Linked DNA regions of Homo sapiens: all the other regions are linked to region 1. Evidence: chromatin contacts called from ENCODE Hi-C data. All regions are on one chromosome and are shown on one strand. Each heading gives the region's core, a stretch centred on a gene start or an enhancer-like site at or near the end of the contact. The rest is flanking DNA. Distances are from core to core; before and after follow the strand shown.

Region 1 (2,700 bases), core at 43-2,542:
CTGTTGCTCCAGTCTGCTCCACTGGTCATATCTTGTTGATTTATCGCTGGTTCTGTATGATGTGGTCTTCAACCCACACTACTTTGCTAAGTTTTAGCACTCTTGCTCCCTGTATTATCCAAAGCACCAAAATAATAAAAGTAACAAAGTGTGTACCAGATGGCGGTAATTACAATAAGGATGATTAAAATACGACAATAATTATAACATCTCTATAGTGTTTCTATATGCCAGACACTAAATGTTTTACATATAATTCATGTAATCTCCAAAACGGCCCTGTGACTTAGATCTAATATCTCATTTAATATGTAACAAAACCAAGTCACAAATAATTGCTTTACCGGAAGTCTTTAAATTTCAGATCTACGCTTCACAGCCAGGCAATCTGACACTTTGGAAAAACATGACGTATTTTGACACTCAAAAATATAGGACGTTGGATGGGAATGGTGGCTCATGCCTGTAATCCCAGCACTTTGGGAGGCCAAGGCGAGTGGATCACCTGAAGTCAGGAGTTTGAGACCAACCTGGCCAACATGGTGAAAACCCACCTCTACTAAAAATACAAAAATTAGCCAGGCGTGGTGGCAGGTGCTTATAATCCCAGCTACTCGGGAGGCTGAGGCAAGAGAATCACTTCAACCTGGCAGGGGGAGGTTGCAGCGAGCTGAGATCCTGCCACTGCACTCCAGCCTGGGTGACAGAGAGAGACTCTGTCTCAAATTATATATATATTTAAAGCTGAATGCCTGGTTTCATTTTTGTCAAAGTTTATGGCAACTTCAATCACACAGGGCCCCCTACTGGCAGAACACCTCCTTTTCTTCCAGCTTGCACTGTTGCTGAAGCTTGCCTACTCACTTCCAGACTATTTAAATTCGTCTACTCTTTCCATAATTTCTGAGGGTGTTTGTCAAAAACACCAGGGATAATTGTTTAACTTCCGGAGGCAGCAATATAATAAAAACTGAGACAAAGAGCTGATGAAAACTTAAAAAAAAAAAAACTGGAAATGAGATGTCTATAGTAGGCTTCAAAATCTCCAACATATTTCTTGGAATCTTGAAGGTTGTGCAAAAGCACAGGGCAGTGTGAATGTCCAGGGCTGTATACAGGTTCAGGAGTTACCTGACAAGAACCTAAGCTCTCACCTCTGGCTGACCTCGAAGCTCAGCCTGTGCAGTGTGAATGTACAGGGCTGTAAACAGGTTCAGGAGTTACCTGAGAAGAACCTAAGCTCTCACCTCTGGCTGACCTCGAAGCTCAGCCTGTGCAGGAAGTGAAGGAACAGCACAGCGAACTGCTTGCTGAGGGTCCAGGGTGTGCCCCCAAGTGCACGCAAAGTCTCTCAGCAAAGAATGGGAGAGTGAGAGTTTTCAAACTCATGAATCGGTTTAAAAAGACAGGCAACAACAAATGTTTAAGTGAGAAAAAGACTACAGAAGTGATTTCCCAGAAAAAGGACACCAAAATGGCAAAAAAGCTTATCAAAACACTCAAATTCGTCATCAGAGAAATGAAAAAACTTAAAGGAGTCACTACACACCAACTAGAATATCTAAAATTTTTAAAGAAATAAACAGAAATAAAATCTGAGAATACCAAAGGTTGGTGAGAATTTAGATCAACTGAAATGTTCATAAACCTGAAGGAAGTTCAAATTAATAACCATCTTAATTTGGTCATCTCTACTAAAGCTGCACATCAGCATACTCTGTGAACCAGGAATTCCACTCACTCGTTAATAGAAACAAACATGTATGTGCACCCAAAGACAGGAATCAATATTCATAGCAGTTTTATTCATAATAGCCCTGAATTGGAATCAGATGTCCATCAACTATAAAATAGATAAATGTTGCAGCATCCATACAAGAAGCACTATACCCGTTACACATGCAAAAACACAAACAAATATCAGAAACCTACTGATAAGCAAAGAAGCCAAACATAAATGATCACGAGATTGTGTGATTCCATTTGTATGAAGTTTTTTAAAACCCTAGAATGACAAAGACAAACCAGCCTAACACAAATTGCTGCAAAACCTGAAAATGCTTCTTCACCGCCCATTTCAGTGTGGTTAGACCACTGATTCATCATCTCTGTTTCTTAGTAAAACTAAATGCTTATTTATGTCAATGTAACATCTTATTTCAAGTGGCACTTCCTCTCTGATGCACCTGTGGGCTGCGGTAAAATCTCATGCGTGCTCTGTTGGGGCATTTTTGTTTTGTATATCAATTGTCAGTAAATTACTTACTTATTGACATACTAGAAAATCAGCTCCCTGAAGGGAGGACATCATTTTTAATCTCAACTTCCAGTTTCAGGGAAAGCAATATAGTTTAACCATTGTATTTATAGGCTTTGGTGTCAAGTAATCTGGTTTCAAATTTCTGCTCAACTCCTATCCTTCTGTGTGACTTTGAGTGAAGTACCTTGTTTTCCTCATCAGCACTTAAATGGGATAATAAAGGTGCCTAGCTCCTACAGTTGTGATACCAGAAGACTTAAATGAGCCAATACCTGACACACACAATGTTCTTAGTAAATGTTAGCTTTTAGCTAATCAAATCATCAAACTGTATTTATAAGTTTAGTGTAAATTAAGATTGCTACTTTCATATGAATATTTCCACATAAATTAACACATTCAATATAAATCTTATAAATTTTGTATGAAATTTCATAAAA
Region 2 (2,700 bases), core at 31-2,530, 620 kb before region 1:
GCTGCCAGCACAGTTGGTTTATCTCGGCGTGAGCTGCGAGCATTCTACAATAAACTGCTAGGCAGGGCTGCGTACATTTAGCCATGAGTCAATATAAAGACTAGGTCTGAATGCCCTGGCTGTCCTCCGACCCTAGTCACCACCTTAAAACACACGGCCAATTTCTCTACAGTGCCTTCGGCCAGCCATCTGACACTAAAAGAGGGCTATTGTAATTCACAGTATGTCTTTAACTTTTGAACATCCAGTTTCATCCCACAATCACCTCTAAATCCTTTCTTTAAAATTTTTATCATGCACTCCAAAGGAGTTGGTTTTGACGCTTTCCCTCCCATTTCCTCCCTTGCGGCACACTCTCACTCTCACTCTCACTTTCACTCTCAGGTCCAGCAGACCCGGTCCTATTACAGGAGTTTCGGACACTGCTTAGCCAGGAAGGTGTCTTCCCCTGTCACAGCCTGCTACAGCTGCAAAGCTCGTCCTATCAGCTGTATGCAATGTCCTAGGTCTGATTTCCCCCCACACTCGCCTCAGAGCACACAGCCCGTGCTAAGGGATCTGTGCCTCCCCACGTCACTCCCTGCATTGGCCTCTCCCGAGACCATCGCTTTCACACACTTTCACACACCTTCCTTGCCCCAGGATTCCTCATTGGACGAAATGAGCCTCTCTCATGTCCCGGGTGAGTCTAGTTAGGCTCCCACTTTCACACACATACACCACTCCTACTGCAGGAGTCCTCATCGGATGGAATGAGCCTCTCTCATGACCTGGGTGAGCCTAGTTAGGCTCCCATATTCACACACATACACACACCACTCCCAGTTCCTGTCTCCAGATCCAGTGAACCACTTTCACTTTGTTAGTGGGGACATAAGCTTCATCCAAATTGGCAGGCCACTCCTGCTGCCCCCAGCCACTCTGGGTTGGATTAGTGGTCAGTCCCTGGGAGGTGATCAAGCTCCCCTTTGTCCCTATGGGACGGGCTTTCCTGCCTTGGGCCTATACTCCTTACCACAGTTCCTGAAGTGCTGGTATCGTCCTGCAGCCCCATCCTCGGTTCCATTGCGCTGCCAGGCAGGGTGCTGGGACGTGGGGAGAGCTGGTCTATATATCCGGGTGAAGCTCAGCTGTGGCACACCTTGGATGCCGGGTCTCTCCTGGCCCCGGGGACCTAGTATCGCAGGCAAAGGGGACAGTAAATCTGTCATCTCCAATCCTGATGAGCCCCCAGAAATGTATCGGGATATATAAGGAATCAGAGAGACCAAGGGATTGAGGAGGATATTTATTATTTAGGTGCACTGGTCCACTTGGATTAACATCCAAAGGACTGAGCCCCAAACAAAGAGTCAAGTTACCTTTTAAGCATTTCGTGGGTGGGGGAAGATTTGTGCAGGGGGAAGCGTATAACAGAAGCAAGAAACAAAGACAGTTATTCAATTGAGACATACATGACATCATTTCTTTTCAAGGAAAAACATGTTTTATGACTTGAGTTTATCTGTCTAGTGACCTTGCAGCTGCACAGCTAGAGAAATAGGGTCTTCATAATGCCTGGGAAAGGGAGAGATAAGGCTCACTAGCCACAGAAAACAGGCAGTTAATTTTTAAAGGACTCCGGCTCTTTCTCTTCCTCAGGGGGGAATTGGGTTTTCTTATATACAACTGAGTTTTTGCTTACACATTCTGTAATTTATTTTAATTCCTGTTCCATGCCAGCCACCTATGCTGCTGTTTTCCCCCTCCTTCCCCTTTCCCTAGGGAAGGGACTGGTGGCAGTGGGGCTATTCTTTCTTCCCCCAAGAAGAAAGGAAAGGGGGGTTCTGAATATTTTTCTTACTACTGGGAGTTTGTGTGAGGTTCAACGCCCCCCTCCCATGGGGATTCCTCACCTCTTTCTGAGGTTCAACCCGCCTCATGGGGATTTCTCACCTCTTTCTGAGGTTCAACACCCCTTCTATGGGGATTTCTCACCTATTTTTAACCTCCAAGACATCCCGACTAAGGAATAATCTACTGACCCTGCAGTTTCTCTCTCCTTGGTACGTCCTAACTAAGGAATGCTTTACCGTCCTGTGGCTTTTTTTTTTTTTTTTTTTTTAGTCCCGATCACCAAGGAAATACTTTATTGGCTCCCACAGCTTCTTCTTTCTTGGCCTGTGCACAAAGTTGTCGCCACAGTATGTGAGGATCCTTTAAGCTAGGTTGCTGGCCAGTTTCTTTTTTTTTTTTTTCTCTCTGTGTTGCTGAGAGTCTGGGTTTATTTGTCTCAATTTGTCATTCCTGAGGGCCCCTTCAATGAGGTAGGGGAGTGCACTCCCTCATGAGAGAGGACTGGAGACCACCCCTGGAGGAGAATGTATCCCCATACAGACTGCCACCAAATTGTTTGAAATGCTTGTTCCCCAGTGCCATAAAAAAATAGCACTTGAACATAGATTTATTTAGTGTGGCCATTTTTTTTTTTTACTTCCTGCAGAAAGGGTATACTCATCAGCAGTTTTGCCACGAGTGTACACCAAACAAAGGAGACAGCATCATTTATAACCTGCCGCATCCACCCTACTGCTGTATCCAGTTTCCATTGACTGGAACAGGACCTCACATTCTGTATTTGTCCCGACTGGCTAGCAATTTAGAACTTTTTAAAAGAGGCAAAGGTAGAGGAGAACAAAGGAAGGAGGAAGTAACTTGTGG
Region 3 (2,700 bases), core at 12-2,511, 720 kb after region 1:
TAATCCAGTGGTATCTATTAACATTTTTGTTTTGGCATACGTTTTTGGCTCATGCTTTCAAAACATGAGAAAACAGAATACATGTACAAAAATGTTCACTGTGGTGTTTTATTTCATCTCCTACACTATTATTCCCAAATCTTTTCCTATACATGTCCCTCACTTCAGGGACCCTATTATTTGGGTTTCTTGCCTACTTCTGGCTACTTCTCTTTTCTGACACCTTTTCTCTTCCCCTGAAACCATTCTGTAACATCCTCTCCCTCCATCCTTCTTGCTATTTGATTTCTCTGTTATTATGACAAATCCCATGTAGGCTGCTGCCAAAAACCGTGCAATAGTACAGATTGAAATCACTGAAAATGTTCGGCCCCCTGCCTCACCCAAGCTCGCAGGGCTGCCCAGCAATGTCGTGTCTCTAGGCAGATGCCTCTCTTTCCCCTTTGTGATTATTCAAAAATTCTGCTGTCCATAGACCCCCAAACCTATTATTTCCTCTCTCCTTCTTAGTATATGACCTTGTCTTTGATTTCACTGAGAAAATGAAGTTCACCAGGTAATAACAGTTTACTTCCCTATCACTTGTAATAAACCCATCAGAATCCTCACCCATCTTTCCTTCTTCCATGGGGAAGGGGCACTCTTTCTACCCAAGGTTACTTCTTCCAGTTGTCCAGTCAGCTTCATATTCATCCACTGACTCAAGAATCTTGGTCTATAAAGCATCCTCTCTCACATGCATATTTTTTGGGTTTTTTTTGAGATGAAGTCTCACTCTGTCATCCAGGCTGGAGTGCAGTCGCACGATCTCGGCTCACTGCAAACTCCACCTCCTGGGTTCAAGTGATTCTCGTGCCTCACTCTCCTGAGTAGCTGGGACTACAGGCATGTGCTAACGTGCTCAGCTAATTTTTGTATTTTTAGTAGAGACGGGGTTTCACCATGTTGGCCAGACTGATCTCAAACTCCTGGCCTCAAGTGATCTGCCTGCCTCGGCCTCCCAAAGTGCTGAGATTACAGGCATGAACCACTGTACCCAGCCACACCCACATGCATTTTTAATCTCTCCCTTTCAACATAATTTTGTTACCTCAAGTTACAAAATGTGTTACTGTCTTCTATCTGTATTTTAAGATCTATTGACCCGACATATGACTCTACTTAGATATTATCTCTTTCCTTCCTGTCTTAACCAGACTTCAAACCATCTAAACTCATTGTTTCCATTTCCTTACCTTGTATGATCAGCCTGCTGAAATTTCACCTGTCACCACCACACCAGTGAAGAATGATAAACATGACCTTCATATTGCCATTTCCATTGAATACTCTCCTCTCATTATGTTACTTTACAACTCTTTGGCATTTTGTTCTAGTAAGTGCTCCCTCCCCCTTGAAAACCACTTCTTCTTTAGCTTTTACCACATCATTTTTATGCTCTTTCCTCTGTGCCACCAGTTTTCTTCCCTCTTCTTTACTTCCTTTCCCTTCTCAGTGCTAATATAGAAATAAAGACTTTACTATCACCAAAACTTTGCCCTGTGAGAGCATTACTAGCAAGGGAAAGATGTGTATTGTAGATGTTCCAGTGTGAAGAATATGAAAGACCTCCTTCTAGGTAAAAACCCCTCATTATCCTTCAAAAATGGAACCAGGGGTGAAGTCATCATAATCATGAAGAGCCTGGGGTTCACCTTATCTCTGCCTTGTGAGGGTATAAAGAAATAGGCACCCAAATTTATACATCGCTGGAGAGTTTACATTGGTGGGGCCATTTAAAGCTATCTTATAAAATTTAAAATGCATATTGCCATTAACTCAGTGATTTCCCCCATTATATTCACACATACGCAAAATGTATGAAAAGAACATTTATCTAAAATCTGTAGTAAAACCCTCAGGACCAAGAACAGATAAAACAATTTTTAAAAAGAAAAACAAAGTTGGAGAACTATACTACGCTATATTCTTACTTATAGACTTACTATAAAATTACAGTGGGGTAGAAGTGACAGGATAGATATATTTTAAAAAGGAACAGAAGAGAATGCAGAAATAAACCCATGTGTTGGCCAGGCACGGTGGCTCACACCTGTAATCCCAGCACCTTGGAAGGCTGAGGTGGGCGGATCACCTGAGGTCAGGAGTTTGAGACTAGCCCGGCCAACATAGTGACCCCTGTCTCTATTAAAAATACAAAAATTAGCCAGGCATGGTGGTGCACACCTGTGATCCCAGCTACTCAGGAGGATAAGGCAGGAGAATCACTTGAACCTGGGAGGAGGAGGTTGCAGTAAGCTGAGATCACCCACTGCACTCCAGCCTGGGCAATAGAGAGAGACTCTGGCTCAAAAAAAAAAAAAAAAAAAAAAAAAAAATCCATGTGTTCACGATCAATTGATTTTCAACATAGGTGCCAAAAGAATTCAATGGAAAAAGGATACTTATTTAAATAAATGGTTCTAAAATAATTGGGCATTTATAAGAAAAAAAAAACCTCAACCTATATCTCACACCATGTATAAAAGTTATATAAAAACAGGCTGGATACTGTGGCTCATGCCTGTAATCCCAGCAGCCCAGGAGGCCAAGACTAGAGGATCACTTAAGGCCAGGAGATCAAGACAAGTCTGAGCAACAGGGTGAAACCCCATCTCTACAAAATTTTTTTTAATTGGCCAGGCATGGTGGCATTCACCT

What was found. Hi-C counts contacts between places; a loop is a spot of excess contacts on that map. Pooled maps may share reads with other maps.
Region 2: a loop to region 1 is called in a pooled map, with 2.9 times the contacts of the local background. The contact joins the promoter of KLRK1-AS1 here to the enhancer-like site in region 1. A Hi-C loop is called at or near these places in 1 of 168 maps with a recorded cell type or tissue (CD8-positive, alpha-beta T cell), 1 of 37 single-sample maps with no recorded cell type and 5 of 50 pooled maps.
Region 3: a loop to region 1 is called in a pooled map, with 5 times the contacts of the local background. The contact joins two enhancer-like sites. A Hi-C loop is called at or near these places in 3 of 50 pooled maps.

Annotation. Positions count from the first base shown.
Region 1 is chr12:9,741,388-9,744,087 of GRCh38, reverse strand. No RefSeq gene overlaps it. Among named protein-coding and RNA genes, the nearest start is that of CLECL1, 9.6 kb to the right of the region's middle. RefSeq lists enhancers at 719-788, 809-878. Within about 2 kb of position 1,292, at least 9 of the 41 ENCODE cell types and tissues checked have a DNase peak (open chromatin) inside an H3K27ac peak, as active enhancers do; they include CD8-positive, alpha-beta T cell, where a contact is called at or near this core.
Region 2 is chr12:10,362,349-10,365,048 of GRCh38, reverse strand. KLRK1-AS1 (KLRK1 antisense RNA 1) reads right to left here and starts at 1,280. Exons shown (of 4, transcript NR_120430.1): 1 at 1,016-1,280. RefSeq lists enhancers at 230-299, 760-809.
Region 3 is chr12:9,023,697-9,026,396 of GRCh38, reverse strand. It overlaps a transcript of KLRG1 not described here. Among named protein-coding and RNA genes, the nearest start is that of KLRG1, 36 kb to the right of the region's middle. Within about 2 kb of position 1,261, at least 3 of the 41 ENCODE cell types and tissues checked have a DNase peak (open chromatin) inside an H3K27ac peak, as active enhancers do.